Linked DNA regions of Mus musculus: region 2 is linked to region 1. A link is a loop called in an ENCODE intact Hi-C map of the cell type or tissue named here. Cell type or tissue: heart. All regions are shown on one strand. Links, peaks and the distances in the headings refer to the core of each region. The heading gives the core; the rest is flanking DNA.

Evidence for each region. Peaks named below come from ENCODE experiments on the same cell type or tissue, not always from the same donor. Only the 100,000 strongest peaks of a DNase experiment are listed, where the experiment ranks them.
Region 2: it touches region 1 in a loop (3-fold over the local background); 2 of 42 quality-filtered maps call a loop at or near these places.

The regions. Positions count from the first base shown.
Region 1 is chr9:29,215,104-29,227,933 of GRCm38, reverse strand. All of the region lies in intron 1 of Ntm (neurotrimin), which reads left to right. Among named protein-coding and RNA genes, the nearest start is that of Gm15520, 190 kb to the right of the region's middle. In heart, for the core only: no CTCF peak of the experiment used is centred there; a DNase peak (open chromatin) is centred at 7,263.
Region 2 is chr9:29,280,839-29,293,668 of GRCm38, reverse strand. The region is part of intron 1 of Ntm (neurotrimin); the gene reads left to right. Among named protein-coding and RNA genes, the nearest start is that of Ntm, 130 kb to the left of the region's middle. In heart, for the core only: no CTCF peak of the experiment used is centred there; no DNase peak of the experiment used is centred there; H3K27ac peaks cover 857 bases.

The DNA.
Region 1 (12,830 bases), core at 2,719-10,718:
GGAAGAGCGCGTGCTGTGCTTTGTACAATTAGTTTGATCCCAACAAATCTGGGACACAAAACAAAGCTAACAGTATCTTCAGGGCAGAAAGGTGCTCTGTTCTTGTAGAGACCAGGGTGTGACAAACCTTTGGTGTAGCAACTATGTCATTTACGCTATGTCTGACCCTTTCAGTACCTGCTTTTATTGGGAAGGGCCACCGACATGCATTTTGAAACTGTGCCCTGCCAACTTCTCTTTGCACTTTAGTTGTTACTTATAAGGATGCTAGCACTGAGACAGTGTCCTAGGCAGTGCCTCTCAGATGGGTCTGACTGTGGCTCCTTCCTGACTCTAATGCCTTGCTTTTGCTTTGACTTTTCAATATTTAATTACGATGCCAGGCAGACCTGGTCTCATAATGCTCTGAGGAATTACAAAACAGACCTTTTGTCTTTTGGCCAAATACAGACCCCAGAGTGCAAAAGTTTGTGAATCTATAGCATTTCATGCAAATTTCCCTAAGGGTTGCATCCTTAATAAATGCACATAGTTTGATGGGTAAGATTTTGGTTTTCATGTCTCCTTGGCCAGATATTCTTGAGCAGAAGAGAACCTATCCACCTGTATATGGCCTCCTTTGTCTACCACAGACTGGGTTGTTTTGATCATAGCCACAGCAGTGTGCATGGGATGTGCTCAATATTCACGTGAACATTACATTCATGTTTGATTAGGGACGATAGGAATGTCTTCTTTGTAACAGCAGCAGCTCGCTGGAAGCTGGTCAGGGGACTTCGCTGTTTACAGCTGGAAGATTCAGTGCTTATCTTCCTGTGGCCACCTGTTTCTTAGAGATCGTGTCTTAATTAACTCTGTGTTATCGAAACAGAAATTGTAGCAACACGACAAAATCAAATTGTACATGAAAGAGAGAGAGAAAGAACAAACTCTGCTGACCAGAGTAGGGAGCCTGGAAGTCTTTGGGGGACTGGGAGGGTGGGGGACTGGGCTGCGGGGCTTGCTAGAGGCTGCCTACTGAGGTTTGGAAGAATAAAACCACATCCTGTTGCACTTGGAAGGAGACGTAAAGTGCTTCCAAGCCAGTGGTGTCCAAATCTTTTTCATGACATGAAATTTATTTTACTAGTGATCATCCTACCTGCGTAGTTTCTTGTCTATCTTCTTTCATTTTTTTAAAAATTTCTGATTAATCTGTTGATCTCATGACCCCACTGCAGGCACACAATTTGGAGATGGGCCAGCAGCCTTCTCACCTAAACCCTCAGTTCTTCTTAATCTCACATCGCTGGACTCTATAGACTCCTCCTCAGCAGCACCAGGCTCAACGTTGCCTTCAGGGTTAAATTCAGACAGGCCTAAGGAACAGGACTCTCAGGGCACCTTGCTGTTCTCATGCTAAACAGACTGAGAATCTATGTAAAATTCAATGCCACAAATGATCTCTGGAAAGAGGCAGGCATTTGCATTTTCACTGGGGAAATGTGGGTAACAGTAGGCTCTCTGCACCTGCCCTACATTCCCACACCAAAACACCAAGGGGAGCCCCACTACCCAGACTGGCTATTCCCTAAATCTTCCAATCCTTGCTCGCCTAATCCTTTCCCTAGTTCTCTTCCACTTCCCCCAAAGTGGGCCAAGTCCTTCTTTTGGTACTCAACAGCATTTAAACCAGTCTTCCTTATAGACAAGATAACTACAAATCTGCTATTCCAAGGCCTTTTGTTTCCACTGCCCAAGTTAGCAGAGCTTTAGGAAAGGAGAGTTTCATTGAAATCCACCTGGTTGATAACCACACCCACTTGCCTCCTTGCCATCTCTCCTGGAAGTAATCTATGGCCTAACAGAGTTTGTTTAGTACCCTAGGCAAGATTGATCGGCATGGTTGATAAAATATGCACTTCATGTTGTTTTTCTGAGTGGAGATTGATTCAGAGGCTGGTTAGCTAGCATCCACGGGATCTGGCCCTGGCAGAAGAATAATCAGGGGAAGAGAGTACAGACCCAGACAGTCAAAGGTTCAGTTTGCATATGCAAGCCCCCAGTGAGCTGTGCCTCCAGCACCTGCTTCAGGGATGATTGAATCCCTGCTTCTGGAACCACAAGTGGTGGTGTGAGTGAGCCTTCCTCATTAACTTCTTAGACGCCCATTGTGTCCTTTCCTTCTGCACTCGCCATCTGATCACATGGAGTCTCAGAGAATGGCATTGACAGAAGTGCAACTTCCAACCATGAGCTGCTGCAACGTGGGCTGGCTGTTTTGCCTGTTTTCTCTTGTTGCTCAGGAATCTTCCTTCTATTCTCCGAGTACTCCCCATTTACACATGCACACATATACACACGTACACACACACATTTTTAAGCCGTGTTGAGATGTGTAAGGTGAACTATCAGCTGTGAGTTAATGATGAGTATCACTGTCAAACTTTACAAAATGGAATTCCGTCCGTCCGATGGTGACGGTAGACTTCCGAGTAGACACAGTAGAGGGGACTATGACAGCTTTTTCAATCCAGTTATGAAAGCATTTGCAGTTCAAAGCAGGTGAAACAAGAATGCAATCTTAGCGCGGAATGCTCATTTGTATCTGAGTATTTCAATAAATAAAATGGTGGGGGAAATGAAAGCAGACCTGTTGTCTCCAACCCACTAAATTTAATATCCAGGCTATTGACTGACAGCTTTTTATCACCATAATTAGTATGGATTGTTCCTGAGGCCATTGATCAGCCTTCCTACCTCTCTGGACTTCAGTTGTTGCTTTTTTCTCTCCCTCTGGTCCTCCCCACCCTTTTATTTCAATATTGATTTTGACAGTGGTGTTCTACCGCAGAGAGATTGCTCACTCAGACAAAAGAAAACCCAGGGTGACATCACCCTTCTCTTCTCTGCTGACCTGTGACCTGACTCCTTGGTACCACTGGCCTTCTGCTCCTTTGTTCTGTACACAGGATTATGTTCTGGGAAAAGCTACAGGGAATCAGCCATGAAGCCCGTGTTCAGTGGACACCTGTCCAATAAGTTAATATTCCTATTTACTCTGCCTGGGCAGAGTAACAGAATAGGATAGACTGAAGATGCATTGTTGTGATGCAATCAACTGTAAATAGCACAGGCTAGAGACCACAGTCAGTTCTTCACAGCACAGGCTAGAAACCTATTTCTTCTCGCCACATTCTGCCAGTCTGATACTGCCTCCTTCTTACCCTGTGTATCTATCATCAGGGATATAATTTGTATCCCTTAGTATCTCTTGCCCTAACTAAGATGGTGATTTACTATCTCCACTGCCCCTCAACCTGTCTTGTTAAGCCCAACCTTCCATCCCTGGATCCTGAACAGGATTGCAGGAAGAATTATGCAAAATACCAACTTTCACTATACTCCTAGATCTCTGTGTCTAAGCTTCTTGGAGCAGCACATGTCACTCTCTGAACCAACCCCTCTTTCTGGGCTCTCAGCCCCATTTCTAGGCACTAGAGTTTAGCACTCCAGGAAGATGGAGTTGCCCATGGTTTGCTCTGCTCTCAACTGTACTGTGCCTCTGTGCCTTCCCCATAATGCTTTCCATTTTTTTCTCCTTGACTTCTCTTTACTCATCCTTCAGGAATGATCCCTCAGAGCATCTGATATAGGAAGAATTCTTTCTTCTGAGATTTTGATACAAGGTGCCTCTCATTTATTCTCCCAATGAGCAAAGGGGGTTGCCGATGTCCCTTCAGGTGAACCACAAGCAAGATATCTGCTACGTTTGGAATGGGCTCCACATTTCAGGTGTTCTGTCTATCGTAGTGATACTGAGAAATGGTCGAACCTGTAAGGGCTAGAGCCTAGGGGGAAGGTAATTAGGCCATTTGGGAGCCATTATTAGAAGGGAATAATACAGATCTTACAGAATGAATTGGTTCTCTTGGGAGTTGATTGGTATAAAGTGTGGTCACACCACACATTTGGCCTCTCCTGTACATGGTGGTTTCTGCCTTCTCCACTATTTTATAATGTAACCTAGGAGGAGCCTAGGGAGACCCTAGAATACCTGGGGTTGCTTAATCTTAGACTTTCAGCTTCTGTAACTATAAGCTAAATAAACGTACCTTCTTTATGGAGTAGGAAGCCTGGCTAGTTTATTACTAATCAGGAGGTGGTCAAAGACATCATCTTTCCCTAAAGAACTCATATGTTTCAGATCAGTTGCATTCCACATTGTAGCTTAGTTTTGCCACTTACACAATAAAGTATACATTTCATATCAGATTCCTAATGGAATCTATTCTGCCTCATTTTGAGGGAAGAACAACTTGTCAGCAGAACTTTCATGAAGGACATTTCCTAAGTAGAGGAAATGCTAAGCATTTCTAGACATGCCCCCTGAGCCGGCACTGGCATCGCTGCCCTGCTGTGCTGGTGACAGCCTCTGGTCCCAGAGCTGTGGGCAGTGTGGAGCCTGTCTCCACATATCCTGGAATAGAGCCTCCCTCAAACTTCCAGGTGCTTGCACACATCACGAGCCTGGTGTCAAGCCATTAAACTAAGTGCAACTCTCTCCTTCGGAACTGAGCACGGCAGAGCCAAATTGGACTGTAAAGGCCTTGCATTCCTTGGCCCCAGGGAGCCTGAGGCATCTACAATGCAAATTGGCCTCATGAAGAGCAGAGTGTGCCAGGGTCTGCCTTCATCTGATCCCTATCCTGCCTAGTGTTGAACATCGGCAGCAGATGTTCCTGGAGGTGACTCCCTGGATGCTCACAGGCATGGCGGGCACAGCACAACCCCACTCAGCCTCTCCAAGCTTAGAGAAGACGAGAGTTGACTGAAACCAGTTGGCATGTGTTTTCGTCCAGATTGGAATGCGGCCCTTGCACAGGTTTTGGGGCCCACTGTGGCTTCAAGTAAAGCTCACTGAAGACATGCAATTCTTAGCGGCATGGACGCCTTTGCCTTTGTGTGTGTGTGCTAGCAATTCTAATCTCAGGCATTTTCTTGCTGTGGAGAGCACCACTGCAGGCTCAGGAACTTTGACGAGAATGCCTTCTCACTTTCTTACCCTCAGTCAGGCTAATTAACTTTTGAACTGTTAAATGATCTTCAGATTATATTTTTTATTCTCTCTAATTCAGTTATATATGACTGGAGGCCAGCAAAAGTGAAGGCACATGTCTGTCTTCCATTCCAGAGATTTCTGCAGAATTTACATATGTCTGAAAAATATGTCAGTCATCATATGCCACCGCCTAGACCCATGTCTTGAATGTGCTACCCACTGGCTGTAGATCTGGTTGAGAGACAGCCTTGATTTCTGAGATTCCATATCCTCTATACTAAATAAACTTCTTCTGGGTTGGTGTGAGGGTCAAGGGGGCACAGATGCAGTGGCCTGGCCAGAAGCAGGAGGTTATTAACTGCCTTTTCCTTTATCCTTGATAGGTCTGCAAATGGCCTTCTTACAGGGAGGGATTCCTGGCCCATGGCATCTTTCATCTTCAAATAGTCTGCCTAATATAACTCCATGTCACACTTTCATATAACACCACGTGTATCTGAACATTGTGGATAAATGTGAGAATATTTGCTACAATATTTAAAGTAGACATTTCTGAATAATTCTGAGATTACGGGGCAGTTAATTTTCTTTATCCATCATCTTTCCTCTCTCCCTTCCCTTGTCTCTTTTTTTTTCCTTTTTCCATTTTTCTATCTATCTTTCTTACTTTATATTCTATTTTTCTTACATAAATATTTTGAAGGCAGCAAAGATTAAAAACACTAACTCCTTTAAAAGATGATCCAACAGGAATCTGAGTGAACTGGGTGGTCTTGAGCCTCTGGAAAGCCCAGCACTGTCACTCGGACTGTGTGTTCTTCCTCTCACTGAGAGATCACTCCCTTTGGCCCAGTCTCTACCACCTTCCTCCCATCCCTGGCCTCTAAGGAAGCCCTACTGAGGGCACACACTCTGAGCCCAGAAGACTGAGCACAACCAATATTACAATGCTCCTCCCCGAAGCTGTGCCCACTTAGTGAGGATGAATAGAGACTCTGAACTCAGAAAACTCCCAGGGGGAAGCACTGGTAAGTTTGGGATAAATAAATGTGTGCTTATTAATTTAATACGTATGGTTAGAACATGAGCCCGTCTGTACTGGCGCAGAAAAGAAAGCTATTAAAATTTATTTAGTAGGGGGAGACCCAAAAAGAGAAATCAATCCAGTGGGAAGAGCAGAGAGTGTGAGGAGCATCATGTAGCGGAAAGAGAGATGAGGCAGGCGGGGCTGAACAGAAGCCTGTGTTAAGGTGCAGGAGTAGAAAGGAGGAAAGACCCAAGGGCCTCAGTGGAAGGGCTATGATCCCCAGCTTCCAAGATAAAACCCGGTGCTGAAGCAGCAGACGCATGGCTAATTGTCTCTAATTATCCTGAGCTGACCTCTCCAGGTTGGAGTCCCAGGCAGTTGGCTAGCTGACACTGCAGGTTTCTGTCATTTCACAGCTTTGATGTCCAGGCCCCAGAGTACTGAACTGATTGCTTCCTGCTGGGGTACCTGGGCTTGGGGAAGTTCTCAACTCTCCTCATCTTTTTCTCCTTAACCTAAGGTTGCTTTCCAGCTGAAGAAATCCAGGGCATTCTCTACAATACCTTGCCAGCCTTCAGGAGGGGTGAGGCAGAGCAAGTGAATCATCTTTGCCAACCTTCCGAGTCTCTGTTCTAAACCCAGCCTCTTTTCTGCAAAGACATCTCGAAGTTAATGATTGGAGGCTAAACTGGGACCAAGTGCTCTGTGGAGAAGAGGGTGGGTGTTGGCCTGTAGCCATCAGTGAAATAGCAAGGTTCAATTACTTGCTCCCTGAAGCTGAAACAATTGACATTATCCCACATAATATTACTTGACCTACATTTTCACTTGAAAGCTTTCAGCTACCAGTTTGAATGTTGAGTTATAAATAAACACATTCAAATGACAGGAACGAGAGGGGCAGAACAGCAGTGCCCACTAAGCAAACACCTCTACCTTCTCATCTCTTTACATTTGGTGTCTTGTTTACCCGACTTCTATGCAACGGCAGTCTTCAGCTCGTCCACCTAAAGGGGACTCATTCCCATGTAATAAGGAAGCCGCTTTACCCAGGAAGGGGTATCAACGTCCATGACAGGGAGATTTCAGCCATCTGGATTCAAAGGGTCAGATTATCCACTGGCAGCAATTAAGCGGCTCCATGTGGAGCAGCCACGTGACCACACCAAAGGCGCTGCCAAGACAGGAGGTTAGTAAACAGAAGTACCCGCAGGAAGGCTTCCAGGTTGGCCACAGCCCTGGCCACTTGGCATTTACACAGCTTCCTCTCTGCGGCATCCCATCTGTCTGGGCCCACACCCACCTATAAGCTGTCTGCAGAGAGTTTAAACAAACTAGGACCGACGAGCTGATTTTGTTTGAGATGTTAAAAGTCCAGAATGGAGTGGATCTTCAGGGAAACTCTTAAGCATCCACAGCACCCACAGCATCTGCAGCATCTGCAGCACCCACAGCATCCACGGCATCCACGGCATCCACAGCATCCACAGCATCTGCAGCATCTGCAGCACCCACAGCATCCATAGCATCCAAAGCACTCACAGCACACACAGCACCCACAGCATCCATAGCATCCAAAGCACACACAGCACCCACAGCATCTGCAGCACCCACAGCACCCACAGTATCCACAGCATCCAAAGCACTCACAGCACACACAGCACCCACAGCATCCACAACATCCACAGCACCCACAGAATCTACAGCACTCACAGCACACACAGCATCCACAGCATCCACAGCACCCACAGAATCTATAGCACTCACAGCATCCACAGCACACACAGCCCCACCCCCAAATCTACAGCATCCACAGCATCCACAGCATCCACAGCATCCACAGCATCCACAGCACCCACAGCATCCACAGCATCCCTTCCCTAGTGGGCAGACCATTCCTCCAATGTTGTCAGGCTGCATGATCTGCTGGAGCTGAGTGGAATGGTGACTGTAATCATTTACCCATAAACACATACAACACAGGAAGTTGCTGTCTCTGCTATTTTATTATGAGTTTTTGTAGAGGCAGGGTAGCTCTCTGAGTTCTCCGTGCAATCTACGAATTCTGAAAGTTAGAAATCCCCAAAATATATAGAACCTCCCAACACTGTAGCCACTCTTCAATACACCAGGTGTTTACTTATCAGGTACCATACTACTACCCTGTAGTCTGAAGTCAGACTTCTTCTTTGGACCCGCTGGTTAAAAGAAAAAGGATTAGGCCTTATGACTACAGACTATCACCCAGTCAATGCCCTCTCCTGATTTCTAGTTAGAGTCTTCTCACAGGATGCATACGTAGGTATGCACAAGAATTTCATATCTATTGATTGATACTCCCCTGTCTTCTTTAATGTACCCAAGCTGAATATGGTGTAAGTAAAAAGGCTGGTTTTTGTTTGTGTGTTTTTGTTTTCCCACATGAGCTAACAACAGCTTTCTAGCCACTAGTCTAAGAACAGTCTAGAACTCATTATGCCCAGCTTTCTGGGTTTCTAGGGCTTACCATTCTTCTTATTGTCTTTGTCCTGCTTTGCTGGGACTACCTTGAGTTTTGGTGTATGAAGGATCCAAGCCCATGTCTCCTTTTGTAGCCTGGCTCCATATGTATAATTGGGATACTTTGTGTCAGTTCACAGCTTTGTTTCTCTCTCACCTGTACTTACAGTAACAGTGCTTTGATAGATAGCCCTACCCAGACGTACCAGTCATGACCAAGGTGAAGGAGTTTAACCGGTGACTCCATCAGTGCACCATAGGTGCAAATATAAAACTGAATTACTAATTCCTCTTGAATCCTCATCCTCCTGTGATGGAGAATTCTCCATCTCACTAACATATAACACCTTCTACAAGGCTTCTCAGGATGGAACTGTAGTGTTCCCTCTTATTCCTGCTCTTCCATGTATCGACATCTCCCTTATTTCTAATCAACCTGCAAAGTGTATTCCTATTCTTTACTTCTGTTCTTAATTCCACAACCTGTATTTTGGCTCACCATTGTCAAACGGCCATAGAGTCTTGAACTTCCTAACTGGCCTCTCTGCTACCAAGCTCTTTGTGGTACACCGTCCTCTGGGAAAACTTGGAACATCATTTTAAGAGAGAAACTGTATACCAGGTTGTTCCCTAATTTAAGACCATTGACCAAACTTTTACACTTAAAACTGGGGATAGTTACCAACAAGACCTGCAAGCCCTTTCCCCTACCTATATATACTTATACAAGTCGACGGTGATGGATGGAGTATGTAGCCCACTCCACTCATCGACTCTCAGGTTATGGAAAATATGCCCCATACATTCTTGCTCCTTACCACATGCTTGCACGACTCTCTTCAGACTGACCCAGGTCTCCATTTTGATACCTCCTGATTACCTCTTAGAGATCAAGACACATGTCTTCTCCCAAAGATGTGCTTCTATAAAGGCACAGTCCCAACATATCCACTCAACTCAACCACTGCCCTTCTTCAGTCCATTGTGCTGTGTGCTGTCTTCAGAATACCATGCCTTTCTAAAATCACCCTTTCTCGGGGTTCCGACTAGCACCTCAGCTTGAGGAAGGAGGAGGGCTTTGCGTTCTGAGTGCTGTAGCTTTGCCCCTTACACCACATCTGGTGCAGACTCAGAACTGGACCAGTGAATATGAACACTCGATGGGACAATGAGGCATGTAGTCCTGTCAGCACAGTTTGCTTGGCGCTCCTAGCACCAGTAAGCTTAGTAATTAACATCCTTTCAGATCTCACCATGACTCATCTCTGCCAAGGACACTTGTGTCTCTGGAGAGTTGGATCGTGAACAGATGGCTGCAGTATGACCATAACTATGCATGTGCCCAGTTTATTCTTTAGATCACGGATGTTTGTACCATGGGGCTTGGGGTTTCTCCTCTTTCAGCTAAATGTCTTCTCTGGAAAGGTCTTTACTCATATTCATGTTTGGTTAAGTTTTTATAGCAAGAAATAATTTAATGAACTTGGTATGCTTTTACTTCTTATTAGAAAAATTACATTAATGCATACTTTAATTTCTAGATATATTTCCAACTTAGATATGAACAAACACTGTAATTTCTTGAACATACTAACTCACACAGAAGAGATTCTCCTATCATCTTCTTGGAAAGGAAGTAAGGTTTAATTTTATCATACTGTTTTAAAAATAGGGAGACAGTGACTTAAATGTTCAGGCCAACAAAATGGCTCACAGAACAAAAGTGCTTGACTTGCAGACATGATGACCCAACTTTGAGTCTCAGAACCTACTGTGACAGCAGAGAGCTGATGCCTGATAGTCATCTTCTAACATTCCTCTGTCCTGTGCACATGCCCAAATTCACACACAATACACACAGACACACAATGACAAAAATTAAAATTAAATTCAATCAATTTATCCCTGGTGTCAATGAAGTGATTTAGTCTATGGTAGTAATGTGTATGAAGAAGACATCCCCGAGCCTGTGGGCATGCTTACAAAGGATCTCCCATCTCCATTCCCAGTGCTGAGGATTTCTGCAGTCCTGGCCAAACTAGCAACTCACAGTCTCCCCTGTGCAAAATGGGGTTGTTTTAGATCAGGGAGAGCCTAAATTGACCTTTTTAAAAAGAACTGTAGATGCCTCAAATGCCAAAGTCAGCTGAGAAAAAAATGATGCACCAGGTTTCAGACTTACTCTTTTAAAGATGTCCTATCTAATTTCTTCAGTCTGTGAAATAGAATAATAAATGGTTTCCAGCAAGCCACTCACCACCACCAGGAAAGTGGAGACTGTCTCTGTAATCATGATTAGTAATGAAGATATATTACCACAAGTTTATATTTTCTGGGGAGGTTTTCAATGGTTTGTGCTTGAGGCATAAGGGAACCAGTTTGATACGAATATAGGCATTTTGGCAAGGGATAAGGGAAACTTTGCTGTGTTCAATGGAGGCTACAGATGACTCAGATTATAAATAGCTACTACACAGCACAACAAAAGGTCACAAGATCCCTTTCATGTTTGTAGCCCTGGTTGTTCTAAAAGAGAGCAGAACTACTCTCCCCTGCCCTTCTTTGTCATCTAGCAGTACATAGCCTTCTTTATGTCGTACCGCCTTGTTGGTGACTGACGCAGGCTGAGACACAGCTATGCCGCTTAATGCATGTTAAACAGGCCATAGATGAAGCAATCGTGCGTCATTCGCCTGATCTATTATACAGCATTGATAGACAAGTGAAAGAAACTAGTGTCTATACACTTGAATGAATTCAACAACTTGGAGACATATTATATAGAAGTGTATGGCTAACCTTTTAGCGGGAAAATAAATGACAAAAGAATGAGAAAGACATTTTCTTTAAGTAAAAGAACCATTTACTTAGTTAACTTTGGAATTTCTTAGAGTACCTTATGCATTTCTCTGAACTGATAGAAAATGAGGCTTCGGTCTTGAAATGGGGCAGGGCTGGTAGAGTGCACAGCTCTCCATTGAGGGAACAGTTGATGCTGGAGACTAACAAGCAGCACCAAGACAAACCGTGATTGTGATCCACATTTCCCTAAGAATCAATGCTTTCTCATCATATGTTCCTAGGTTCTCAGTGGCTGAGATTTGGACCTGATCACCTGTGCTGACATGAGAAGCAATGTCTGAAGTCTTTCTTTATCATAGCACATTACATAGGAAGGCACTGCATGGTTCAGGGAAGCAGTTGTAAGTCACCCTCTAGATGAAATAACAGGCACCCTGCTTTCTTATTTTCAAGATGGCAGAGATAATCTTCCTTGGTCACAGTTCGAGAAATAGCTGTGGAGGGGAAGCATTGCTTGTTACCTTTAGAAAGGACTTGGAAGACACTTGATTTACCTGCTGGGCCCATTGGACCATCTCTTATGACTTTAGACACATGGAAAGGTTACCCTGGTGAGACCTTGGAAGTGGTTCTTCACAGACACCCTCGTAGTCATTGTTCATCACCTTCACCATAAACACACACACACACACACACACACACACACACACACCATGAAAACTGCCAGATAGCTTTGATAAAGTCAAGGACTTGCTTGCTTTCATTTTATATGTATATAAAATGTATATGTATATTCTATATTGTTATATGCCCTGTCCATGCAGCCCAGGCCCAGCACGAGTGAGGTACTTCATCTGGGTGTTCGTAAGACCCAGGGACTTGGTTTTTAAATAACTTTGGAATCATTGCCATGGTTGTAATAAATGCCTCTGTGATTTGCATTTAAATAGCATTTTCATCCGGAGATCACAAGGAGGGAAGCTATCTTAACTCAATATCATGACCCAAATTCTCTCCATCTGAAAGCCAGCCCATGTGCATAAGGTACACATCTCCCCCTCCATGGCTCCTTCTACTCTTGGTCCAAGTGTCAGGGGGTGGGAGTGGGGAGAAGCACAAGTGCTCTGAAGCATTGGCTTCTCATTCACACCTGCATCAGCAGCCTCCAGGCAGGTGCTCCACTATTGGCTGGGGGACATGAAAGGCAGGAGAAGGAGATGGACTGGGCAAGACTTCCTCACTCCAGAATATCATAAGATATCAGTGAAGGTAACTGACAACTAGTTTGACCAAAGGCAGTAAATCTGTCCCCCACAACCATGTGAGTAGTCACTTTCTAGTATAAAGGGATACCTACTTTGAAGGATCCCATGGAGTCCTTTGGGTTCATTGTTAAAATCAAGGATGACTGAGGAACTGGCAGAAATCAGAGGGAAGAGGAATCTTAAATGAGCATCAGAC
Region 2 (12,830 bases), core at 2,678-10,677, 66 kb before region 1:
TTAAGAGGGAAACCAAGGCCCCTGGCCACAGATGTTGCTGCCATTATCTGATTAATGACAGAGTGTTTAGGAAATACAAAGTACTGTAAAATGGCAATCACTAGGATGAATGCAGAGCATTTGCAGAAATAAAAGTGCTATGTACATGCTCATAATTATTATAATTATTGCTAATATCAATAAGATTGCTGCTTGCAATACATTGCCCTTGCTGTAAGAGCTTGGAGTGTCCTTTGGGTTAATATCTTGCCCTGCAGTCTCTAGGAGTCTTGCTTATCAGCTCTTAAATACCCATTGCTCTCCATTTCCAAGGAACATGTCATTTATCAGGGGCATAAATGATCATATATGTGCACCATCCTGGAGTCCCTTCTATGAGACATCCCTGACTGTGAGGTCACTGTCAGCTCATGCCACAAATGCTGTTCTTTAGGTGAAAGGAGTCCACAGATGTGGAGGTCATCTTATTTTCTCTTGTAAATTTATCAGATACTTTTTTTGAAAATGAAAGATATTCCATTGGCTTTCATCTGCAGGAACGCCCTCATCTGCTTTCATACAGTACTTACTGTGCTGAGGAAAATCCTGTCATGGGTTGGAGAGTGTTTCTAGGTACCAATGCTGATAATTCACAGATATTATCAACAGCAGTTGGTGTTGAGAACAAGGTAATTACTTTTGGTATGGCTCTGTGTTGTTTGGTTTTTAGCTTGGATTTTGATTAGGAAGCAGGGCCTTGGGAAAACAGTGGTTTCTTCTTTTCCTTTCTTGAGAAGAAAAATGCTATTGGGGATTAGAAAATCATTTTTGGAGAAATTAGGCTAGAAACAAATGGAGTAGACACACAGCTTTGAGGTCTAGATTAGCAATTAAAGAACCATTGTTCATGTTTGTCCTGACTTGGATTTCCTGGGTCACAAGATATAACACTCTATTTCAGCTACAATCAGCATGGATCCATTCTTTTGTAGTTGACCCACACAGTGTGTATGTGGGTATTTGGTTCCTTTTCTTCCCATCCTTTGTCCTCTCTGCACTTTGGTTAAGGAAGAGCCTACATCTATGTTTGCAGATTTCCCCATGTGTCATTGGCCATTGCACTCCCTGCATTAGGGTCGTTCTCTAGATCTGCCCCTGTACTTTTGATCTGCTTTTCTTCAGAGCATCCAGGTCTTTGCCTTCACCTTGCATTCCCCTCTTCCTTCTTGTTATCTACCTTTTCTGGTATCAACACAGTTATCTGAGTTACACAATTATCTTCTTCACATCTCTCCCAGCCCACTGCTCTGCAGTGAAGCACACTGCTAGTGCCTGTAGTTTACTTGGGCTTATGGCCTGTGACTGTGACCTTCATAAGTATGTTTCTGTTTGTGTGTGCATCTTCTGCTCTCAGGTGAGTCCAGAAGGCTAGTTGTGGCTGGAGTTCTGTCTTTCCCTTTTCCCAGGTCCTAGGCCCCAATAAAATGATTTCTCCTTTGGGGCGGTCCTCAGTAAGAACAGACGACCCCAGACATGTTTCCAGTCAGTCAGTTTTTCTTACTCTTGCCGGAAACATATGGGAAATATGTTTTCTGATATTAATTTTAAGAACATAAAAGTAGAGCACATAGATATAAAACTTATAAAAGTCAGGGGCCTCCTAAAGCTGGGCCCTTTATATTTCTCATACTTGAATATGCTGGGTCTCTGCCGGTATAGCCCATGCCTCTGAGTCTCCCTATACTGGTACTGGGTTTGGTGCTGAGCTCCTGCTCCTGGGGACACCTGTATAGTCCTAGCTACTTTGAGGACTCCAAGAAAAACTGGAGACTTGGTTTACTCTATTTATCTGCTTGTACAAAGGTTCATAGGATGAGAGACAAAATGCGAAGTCGTTTGTTCTGGTGAAGTTTGGTTAACAAATCTTGTTCATGCATTCCAACCACAGAAAAGGAGCCATATGGGTCTTAAGTTGTAAGGAAATGGAGGACATAACTGCAACTGACTGGTGGCTACTACTATGTGTTTTAACAGATATTTTTTTAAAGCAAACCATACAAAGGAGGTAATAAATGACCAAAGAGGGCCACGGGCATAAAATCAATTCTGTGTATTATTCATGGGGAAAGAATAATCAGCCAATTCATTACAGATCTTCATGTTTGTATAAGAGGGTCATATTTATAAAGCACCATCCCTGTTCCACATGAGTGAGTTTGTCATAGCACTGAGCTATCATCCTTTAAATTGATCTGAAAACATTACAATCTTTTTTGATTGACTTCTTTTCCTAAAATATATTATTGCTCAGTCTTATTAAGCGAAGCAGAGAAAATATCATTTAAATTATTTCTTACTATGGCCATAATTGTAAATATCCATTACAAGTGGCTGTCCTCAGGTGGAGCAGTCCTCAAGGGCTCTAGAGGTGACTAGGACCATGTGCATCAACACATGGCCTTCCCATCTCTTTAAAATTTACCTTGTCCAACCCTCCTTACAGCTACTCTGAAAACCCTCACCTACCCCACACCTACTAAAGCAAAATAAAATCTCCCAGACCACTTCATGTTACACACACAGTTATAAAATGTCTTGTTATGTGACCAAGAAGCTGAAACTGAAGTGTTGTTTATCTAATTACTAATGAGGCTGTACACACAAGTTGAGTGCTGGTTTATAGGATAGAAAATAAACCATGTTTAACAAATTAATTATATGTACTTATATACAACTACCCATTATTTAATTTATAATTAAATAGATAGATCTGTGTATAAACAAATACACGGCGTGCACTTCCTATACAAGAAATAATACTAAGCGAAGAGTAAACAGTAAGCCAGTGATGTAGAGGTAGTCCTGGAAGATCCACATAGAATGTGAAAAAAGTGAGGAATGAGACCACTTACATACTGGCTTTTCAAGAGAAAGTGGCGTATGTACAGGCCCTGTGTCAGTGCTATGGTTGACATCGGGAAAGGTTAAGGGACAGATATGGTTTGGGCAAAGTGAAGAAGATGAAAGATAGAGAGTCTAGGAGCCAAGAGGTAGCAGGAAGTTAGCTTATTGAATTAATTAGTCAGCTATTGACCGTAATAATGCTGAGTTTCAAATCTCTTAAATATATAAGATAGCCATTTCTTTTATACTTCTCAATTTGTGGATTGATAGAGATTATTGTAGCCTGTATACTGGGCTCAGGATGATCTACATGGTTTTATGCTGAGTTTGAGGCTAAAGAGATGCAACTCACCTGCACATAGAGTAGAACTGTGCTCTAAAAGGAAAACAGAGAGCAAAGTGATTGAGTTATATGATGGCATGCCTCCAGCCTGAGCACACTCCTCTGCAAGCAGCCTGTGGCCAAAGACGGTCACAAGGACAAGCCCTGCACAGACATGGTAAGGATAAACCTGCCTAGGTGGACATGCATTCTACCACTCAGCAGGGAGCAGACCAATGCAGAATTATGGGAGAGTTCTAGCAGACTCAGACATGGCTTGTCTTTGGAGTTGGAAATACCAGTTGCTTAGACATTGTTCTGTAGTCTTTTCTGTGAGCAACTCTCCAATCCTATTGCTTCCTGCCAGGCTTTCCTCTAAAATTTACTTTGCTCACATTCTCCCATTTTTTTTTGCTTTTCTGCTTGTATATGTCTACATTTGTCCTTAATTGACATTTTTAAAATAAACACACCATTTCTTTCCCATTCATTCCTTAACCAAATGGATGCATTCTGTTATATTCATTAAAGCTGTGTTGATCAACAGTCTCTGACTCTTAACATAAATAACAAACCCTCCTTCCTTGCTTTACTTATCCTTCCCTCCCTTTCTTCTCCGGCGTTCTCTCTGCAGCAGTAGGGAGTAAGCTTAGGGCCTTACAGGTGTTAAGGAAGTGCACAATTTTTCCCTGAGCTCCATCTTAGCTCTTGATTTGGGGATGGCATAGTTTCACTATGTATCCCACACTGGCCTGGAACTTGTGATCATGCTGCCGTGGGTACAGGAATTCACTGACAACAAGTTTGTGAGTGCTGGGCACATGTGTTCACCACCCGCCCAAGCTCCCAAGTGCACAGCTGGGTGTTAATGTGATGCCTCAATTGCTTGGTTCACCACCAACTCTGTGATGACTTCTCTCCTCCTCCTCCTCCTCCTTCCTTTTCCTCCCTCTTATCTCTTTATTTTTTGCTGTGGTACCTTGTCATCTGCCTCATTCTTCACTATCACTGCTCCAGACTGTTGTCAACTTGTTTCCTTGTATGTTCTCATCCTCCTGGGCTGTTCTGACCCCATAAACATCAACTTCATCAACGATCAAGTTGAGATATTCTTAGTGTAAGTCTCTTCCATTTTCTGAGCTTGCTCTTTTGCAAAGCCTGTCTTATTTCACCATTTCTCCCACTGACCTTGATTTCAACTGAGGCTCAGCTCCTCGGGCTACTTCTTTGAAACAAACACATAGAAAATGAGCTATCCCCTAGTAACTAGAAAGATGTAGGCTTATCCTTTAAGCCTCAACTTTTACTTTTTAACTTAATCATCATATGTGTTATACTCAGTCTCTACCTCAACATGGGCTCACTACTGAATTGACTTATGTTACAGTCAGTTGTTCTCCATAATATCAGTATCTACATTTGCATTTACAGATTAGGTAAGCCACCTGATTCAAATGTTACTTCTTCTAAGAAGCCGCCTCTGGATGTATATCCAGGGTACAGTGCTTTGTTACTTGTGGAAACACCATTTTTTGCATGTGTCCCAATGTGTTTACCTTGTGTGTACTTGTTTGATCTACCTTCCTAAATTAAACTTCTCTCAGACAGAAATAGGTATTTTTCCGGTGACTCTCAAGTACTTAGTCTGGCGCCAAGGGTTTCAGTCAACACTTGTGAACATCCCAGTGGTATCATGTGATCAATGGCTCCAACTTAAGTAAAACATGACCCAAAGTAGCCTTAGACTCATACTAGTTTCCTACCTTCAGAGCTTCACCTCTGCAACTCGTAGTTAAGTCTGCTCCATTGGAAAGTATTTTCTTCCCACTCACTATATACAGATAATGAGAGTGGACCCACAGCTTCAGGCAAGCAGCACAGGGTGATTTACATGAGCTCTGACAACTCCAGAGGATCACAGGCATCCATGGCTGGATGATAAGTATGTCTCCTGTTATTTCCAGGCATCGTGAGGTTTTATTTTTGTCATCCACCAAATGGACTTGGTGTCAGGCAGTCAAATACCTGGCAATCTGCCTAGCTGAAGAGATATCATAAGTGGTGAATGGACATTATTGTGTGATAATGGTTTCCAGCAGCAATTGAAAATAAATTCCAATGCAAAGCAGAAAGCTTTGTTGCCAGGGGAGCCTGTATCGATCTTGTGGCCCCGGTAAATAAAATAAAAATTGCAGGTGTAGAGAGGAGTCCAGCCTGTCAGCACCATTGAGATCTGAGCAGCACAAGTAGCTGTTTCCTGCCAGCAGTGAGAGACTGCAGTGCTATACGCAGTTTGATGAGTCCTCCATCTCTATGACTACTATGGGTTGGATCTGAAATGCCTCATGGGTTCAGGCTTTGAATGTTTGTCCTGCACTTGGGGACACTATTCAGGGGACGTTCTGGACACCTTGGCAAGTAAGGCTTCATTGGGGTATATGGATCGCCAGAGTCATGCCTTTAAAGTTTTAGCCACCCTCTGCTTCCTCACTTCTGTGACCACTGCCATGTGAACAGCCTTTCCCAAATGCTCCTCCTGCCATCCATGCCGCTGCTGTGCCACCAAATAACCTCCCTGTTGGACTATAACACTCTGAAAACATATGGAAAATAAATCTTCTACCAGTTCAGTTGTTTCTTTTGGGTGTCTTCTTGTAGGATTACACAATGTGGATCTGATGCTTCATGGGTAGGTTCCATTACAGATCAAGGATGCAACTTTGGCATGAGAAGGCAAACAAAGGCCTCTGAAGATCAGCCAACCTGGTTACAGGACAGTCTCTCAGATACTGCTTGGCCCTTGCAGAAAGAAAATGTTTATGACTAAGAGGTAGGTAGGAGCCTAGATTGCTGGGTGTTTCTCCCGTTGTGGGTTAGTCAGTATAGAAGTGGCATAACCTTTGTTTGCAACTTAAGGCTGAGGATTCAATTATTCTTAACGAGCTTTTGGAAGAATTAGTCATTACAGCCTCTCCAGTGTATAGAAATGCACTTTAGGAAGACTCTTAGGGGTTATCCCCATATTTTCTTTTTATTTTTCTTTTTGGGTGCAAGGAGCCAATGCCCCACAGATATATAACATACATAGAGACCATTGTTAAGTTAGGTACTTTTGGAGTCATTATCAAACTGTATGTCTCTCATTGACTTTACTCAAACCCTGGCAATTGTATTAATGCAAAGATATTTTTTTCTTAATGTGGCATTAATTTACCACAGAAGAAGAAGAAAAAATCCCTGATAACTTACAAGTGTTTAAAGATCTGGAAACTGTTAATTCTATCTTGATTTGGAGACTAGGGCTCATGTTTTTATAGAGCTTCTATGAAAAAATACAGATGATATAGTGTTATCCCTTCCTTTCTTGTACATAGACCAACTATCAGCTTCTCTTGGATAACATTGTCTAAGTTTGTCTAACAACTAGGTTTCATGAGGGTCCTGAAGGTCCCTCGTGACTAACCTCAGGACAAATACTAGGGGAGGTCAGTGCACATCATACATCAGTAAGGACATTGGTGATTTGTGACTAGAAAGCTGAAGTATACAGCACTTGCTCAAAGAGGCCACTAAATAATAGAAAGAAGGTTTCTATCCAATCCAGATAGGACCACAGGGCCTCTCTTGGTTAACCCTTGGAAGTAGCTTTATATTAGCATTAACCTGATTTAAACATCATCCAAAGGATGGGTAGCAAACCTAGAGAGCAGAGGATATTCTTCCCCCTCCCCCCCCGTATTGTCTGAGAGAATCTTCTCAATACCCCGTGGGTTGTCCCCTCCAATTTAATTCACCATGGCTGCATGTTTGGGGAAAGATTTTGTAGTTTCTTAAGTTGCTGAGTGTGCAGTTTTCCTGCCTTTGGTCTCCTCACTAAACTCCTGTGCTGATTAGCAAATGTGCACATAACTTTGAACAGTTAACCTGCATCTGCACCCCATGTAACAAGCACTGTGCTGAGGAATACAGGCATCACTAACACATTTCCACTTGGCTACTATCTTGGTTACAGGCAATGTTAAACTTATGTTTATATTTCTGAGACTACTATTTATATACTGTTCTTTCTATACTTTTATTGTTGAAGACTCCTATCTATCTATCTATCTATCTACCTATCTATCATCTATCTGTCCATCTATCATCTATCTGTCTGTTTATTTATCTATCTGTCTATCTATCATCTATCTGTCTATCTGTCTATCTATCTATTTGTTGCTATTATTGTTGTTTGCCTTTGGAAAAGCAGGAGGCCTGTCAACAGAGAGAAATTTGAAATGAACACTTCTAACAGAGCTTAAATGAGACTGATAGTTGGGCTCTTGAAGATGTTCATGTTCGTCTATAAGATGCTATATTTACAATTGCACTACAGTAAAGTGAGTTTCCTCTCTACTCTGTAGCTCTCATTATCCATACCAGTCATTTGGCAGTTAATTATATACTGCCTTGTGGCATTATAATTCAGCGTTTTATGTATTTATATTATCTGTGAAAGTGGACTCATATCCTTGAGGGGGAGAATTGAGTGTTATGCTTCTTTGTTTCCTCTAACACCTAAAAGAACATTGTATGAACAGTCGGCTGTCAAACAATATTTACCGAATGATCTACCATGCAAAATTTCTTAATGTTTCTGCATAATGGTCCCAGAGAGAATGTTGCATAGAAATAGACAATATTCTTCACAGTATTAAAATATTTGGTAAAATTCCACAATAGTGACGTTTCAGAGGTTTGCAAATTAAATGCCTGAGAGAGTATAAATTGTCTGTGGTGTGTGTGTGTGTGTGTATCTATGTATGTATGAATGCATCTATGCACATGTGTGTGTCCACAGGCATGTGTAACATTTTTGAATGCACATGTTCACAGACCCCTTGCTTTCATCTTTAATTTGGAAAGTCTTAATCAACCCCGCTAAAAGGATGATGGGTGCTGGCTGGGTAATGGATGTCTTGCTATGGCTGGTGAGCCTGTAATGCCTCAACTGGAAGATCATTAAATCCCACATTTCAGCCTGTCTCTTTGCCACCTATCAGCAGCAGCAAATCTGCTTTAACAGCCCAGAATTCCCTTATCTCTCAGTGTCTGTGGACATGTGCTGCAGCTCTCTGTAGATGGAAGATAGAGCTGCATCATTACCCAGGGGTGACAAGGATATAATTTACAGGCTCAATCACTTCTAGTTACCATGTAATTACAGAGTTATTACATGGTCATTTGTTCCTGATGGACACCAGTGATCTCTTATCCTGTTCTTTTCTGTGGTCTGTTTCCCATCTTATGCTACAAAGAATGTTTAGTTTCTTCTGCATAGAGTGTTAAATGGTGTACTGGGGAGGAAGGACAGGGCGATTTGGGATAAGATGCTGATTATGCTGTGATGCTATTTGTTCTCCTCAATTGGCTTGGTGATAATGACAGCATCCCGTGGCTTCCCTCCCCTAGGCTTCAAGTTCACATTTCCTCTATAAAAGAGGATAGAGACAATATTGCACTTGGCAGCATGGGGGAAATTGGGTGTAAGGAAAATTCTGGCCCATTCTATCCAGAGTCACTGTGGCAATATCAACCCCAAGATGGTGTCACTGCCTGTTGTAATTTGAAGCTCATATTAACACAGTGCTTGTTGGAAGAAAAATTATTTTTTATAATGAAAAAGGAGAGGAAAACATTTATGTGTATAATTCAGTATCATGGAGGAATCAAGGGAAGGCTCAGTACACTGTCCAATGTCACCCAGAAAATGGTGTCTGGAGCTCATATGACACAGCCTGGCTCAATTCACCCTGACGGGTTTAAGTGAATTACATCCTCAGGAGGCAACCTACTTTTAATTGCCTGCATCCTTGAAACCATGTGAAGATATTTAAATACTAGCTTCTGTTTACTCAACGACCTAGAAGAGTTTGATTTTATTGGTTATGAATGAATTAAGAAGTTCAGCACCCATTCAACCTCTGAGAATTGCATTATGAATTCATTCTTTAATCTTAGAGAAAACGGACTGAGTGAGACACGTTGGTTGCAGCTAAAGAAGGGTCAGATGCATCATGATGTGGATATGGGGATAAGGTTTGGGAGTTAGTCCTAGATTCCAAGTCAGAGACAGTAGTCCAACAATTGTCATATGGACCAGACTGTTACTCTGGTCCTTCCCAATGTGATGGGATTGATGACTTCTCAAGCTGCAGAGGAGACTCAAAAAGCAACAATATGTCTTGAAGGCAGGGAAACAGGGGCACACAGTATGAAAATGTTCAATGTTGTCACAAAACAACTTCCCCACAATATAGGGTGCAAAAAGTTGGCACATTTCAGTGGATGGAATGCTGTGACTCGTTGTTCCACCAAAACACCTTGCTGATTTAATTAGAACACTCTCCTCCCCTTCCAATGACATAAGAATGGTGCTAATTATAATGTAACTTCTATGTAACTAATGTGTGCAGGTAATACTGTGATTATATATAGACAGCCATATGCTGGTATGCAGTCTTTTTTGATGCTATTAAGCTACTGAAGCGGATAACTCCATGTCCGTGCACAAAGTAATTGCACCAAACTAATTTGTGTTTGCAAACAGATCCCACATTAACTATGTACATAGGCAGATTTGCAAACAAAATATTATTTTGTGTGTGTGTGTGTGTGTGTGTGTGTGTGTGTGTGTGCGCGCGCGCGCGCGCACCAACCCCCATGTGCTCACATGCGCGCATGTGCAAGTGCATGCACTCACACACATGCACATATGGATAGGTTGAAAGTGCTTCTTTTCTGTGCAGAAACGTTTTGCATATGCCTTGTGTTGCTATTCTTGATTTCTTGGTGTCTTTGAACTTAAGGTTAGCATAAGCAACTCCAAGTTTCCCTTAGAAACACAGAAGTCTGAAGGCATCAGAATGTATGCTCAGTAGGAACTCTGGCTTATTTCAATCAATCCATCTTCTCTGATTTTGTGTGCTAAGCTTATGAATTCCTTGACCAGTCTTTTTCTGGCATGGTTAGACTCTGCCACTTTGTAAATATGCAGTGATTTTTTTCCAGCTGGAAGAGGGAGGGATTGGATTGAGAATGGTCTCTGACGTAGTGATTGTTGAGCTCCGAGACTTGTAAGACCTTTTGGAGCAGGGCCATTTGCAAGCTGGATCATGTAGGTACTCTCTTAACTTCCCCGAGTACAGTTTTCTCAGCCATAAAGTGATTCTGGACTCTCCTACCCCTAGGGTTCTACTGAGGACTGAGTGGGGTTTTATTTTTTATTTTTTCATTAAGACATTACTTTGTCATCAAGAGTCTGTGGCTGCAATGACCCATGGCCCTGTAGAGTCTTCTTTCTTCCTTCCATAGCAGCCATTGATATTTTGCACATTTGACTTATGTCTAACCTTAGTTGTATTGCTTTACATATGGCACTGATCTCTGTGAAAGCAGTGACTTTGTAAATTGATGCTGCCAAGGAGCTCAGTCCAGGAGGAATACCAGGATAGTCTCTTATGGATTTTTGTCACAATTTCTACCTTGGTTGCTCTACGTGTGCCACTGGAAGACACATGGAGCAAAAAGGACCAGAAAACACATCAGAAAAATCTTCAGCAGATGGGGCCAGAGGAAGTAAAATCTGAGGGATCAAGCAGAGCTAGCAGACTTGGGGAAACTGAGTCTCGATGGATGAAGCCTGAATGAGTGAAAGAAGAGGTATGTGGCTAAGAAAACTGTAGGGTAAATCCCTGAAGCAAGCTGGTTTCCTAGCATAGCCCAATGGGGGAACCTCTGGTTTAAAGGGAGAGTATCTGCCAAAATTTGTAAGGTGAAGTGTGATCATACAAGATAATTGATGTCTACCTCTGACTTCCACATGCATGCACACACGTACGGCATACTCAAACGTGCAAGACATAAAAATAATTATTTTACAGTAAAGTCAGAAGGAATATTGAGTGGGAAGCAGGAACATTTAGTAGGACTAGAAACCTGATGCTTACTTGCAGGTTTTTCATGAACCACTGGAACTAGAAAATGTGGATAAGGCAGACCAAGGCTAAGTACTTACAAAAACAATTCAAAAGCATAGCTAATATAGGAGTTGCATATAGTATAGGAGTTGTACTGAAAAAAACAAAGTGGATGCATTTGGGATACTTCCTAGTGGAATATCCTTCCTTCATTGTCCAGGAAGTATTTGGAGAGTGCTGTCTAGTTTTATGTGAACTTGACAAAAGGTTGAGTCATTCTGGAAGAGGGAACCTCAATGGATAGAGTAACTTGTGTTAAATCTGTAGGGCATCTCCTTGATTGATAATTGAAATGGAAAGGCCCATTTTACTATGGACTGTGCCTGCCCTACCCTGGGATGATTGCCTTCAGTTCTCTAGAAAGAAGTTAAGGAAGCCATGAGGACAAGCCAGTAGGCAATGATCCTCCATGGCTTATGCTTCTGTTCCTGCCTCCAGGCTCCAAATTTGAGTTCCAGCCCTGCCTTCTCTACGTGATACAGTGTGATCTGGAACTTGTTAGCTGAAATAAACCCTTCCCTCCCCAAGTTGCTTTGGTCATAAGGTTTTATCACATAAATAGAAACCCTAGGATATGGGCATTCTACTAAGAATAGGAATAGCACCAGCATATAAAATGTTGGGAATTTTGGTGAGACCATCTAGCTCCAAGAGCTATGCACTGTCCTTTTAAGCCAAAGTTCTGTGACAACATCTCATACTGAAGTAGGTTGTTCTGATACAACTCACTGAGACTGTTGGACAAGCAAATAAAGATAGGTTCATTTCAAACTCTAGAAATTACAATTTAATAATCATAATTTTTCTTTGATCAAATTTTTCCGCTTCCCCAGGATGTTTTTCTGTCAGTGGGTGACCTAACTCTGTTCTCATCTTGAGAAAGGGAAGTAGACTTAAATATAAGCCTGTGCTCTGGTGTCAGGTATAGATTTGCCTCACCACTCTCTAGCTGTAATAATGTCGCATATGCACTTGATTTCCTTGCTGGTTTATAAAGAAGTAAATGACTTGCACTGTGGCTGCTGTAATATTAAACTAGTTTGTGTGCATGGGAGTCACGTAGTAGGTCTCCAGTAAATGACAGTGTTTCCTTCTATTCATAAATTTAAGCTACTCACAGTCTTCCATGTTCACCATTTAAAAGAAACAATCTCCTTATGTTTCTCAGACTGGAGCCTTTCTCTGTATGAAACACAGCAGCCTGTATCTCTGGGATATTTTCTGTCATTTTAATCTTGTGTAATGTGTGTGTGTGTGTGTGTGTGTGTGTGTGTGTGTGTGTGTGTGTGACAAGGAAAGAAACAAAAAGGTGTTTTGTTTGGGGGAAAAAACTTCCTGTTTCTCTGGTTTTGACTTTTAAGAGTGTAAGCAAAGGGATGGAGGCAAACTGAAGAGCATCCAGGCGTGGCTGGAGAAGAATGCAGAAATGAAGGATAGAGTCATTCTGACATGATCGTGAAGGGCTTTTGTGCATCCAGTTCCCTCAGATGCATTCAGAAAATCCTTAGACAAACCTAGACAGTCGGCCATGTGTTTTATTTTTGTCTCAGGTTATTATTAATGTGCTGAGTTGGGAGATTATTAGGCTATAATTCCCTGAGATGCAT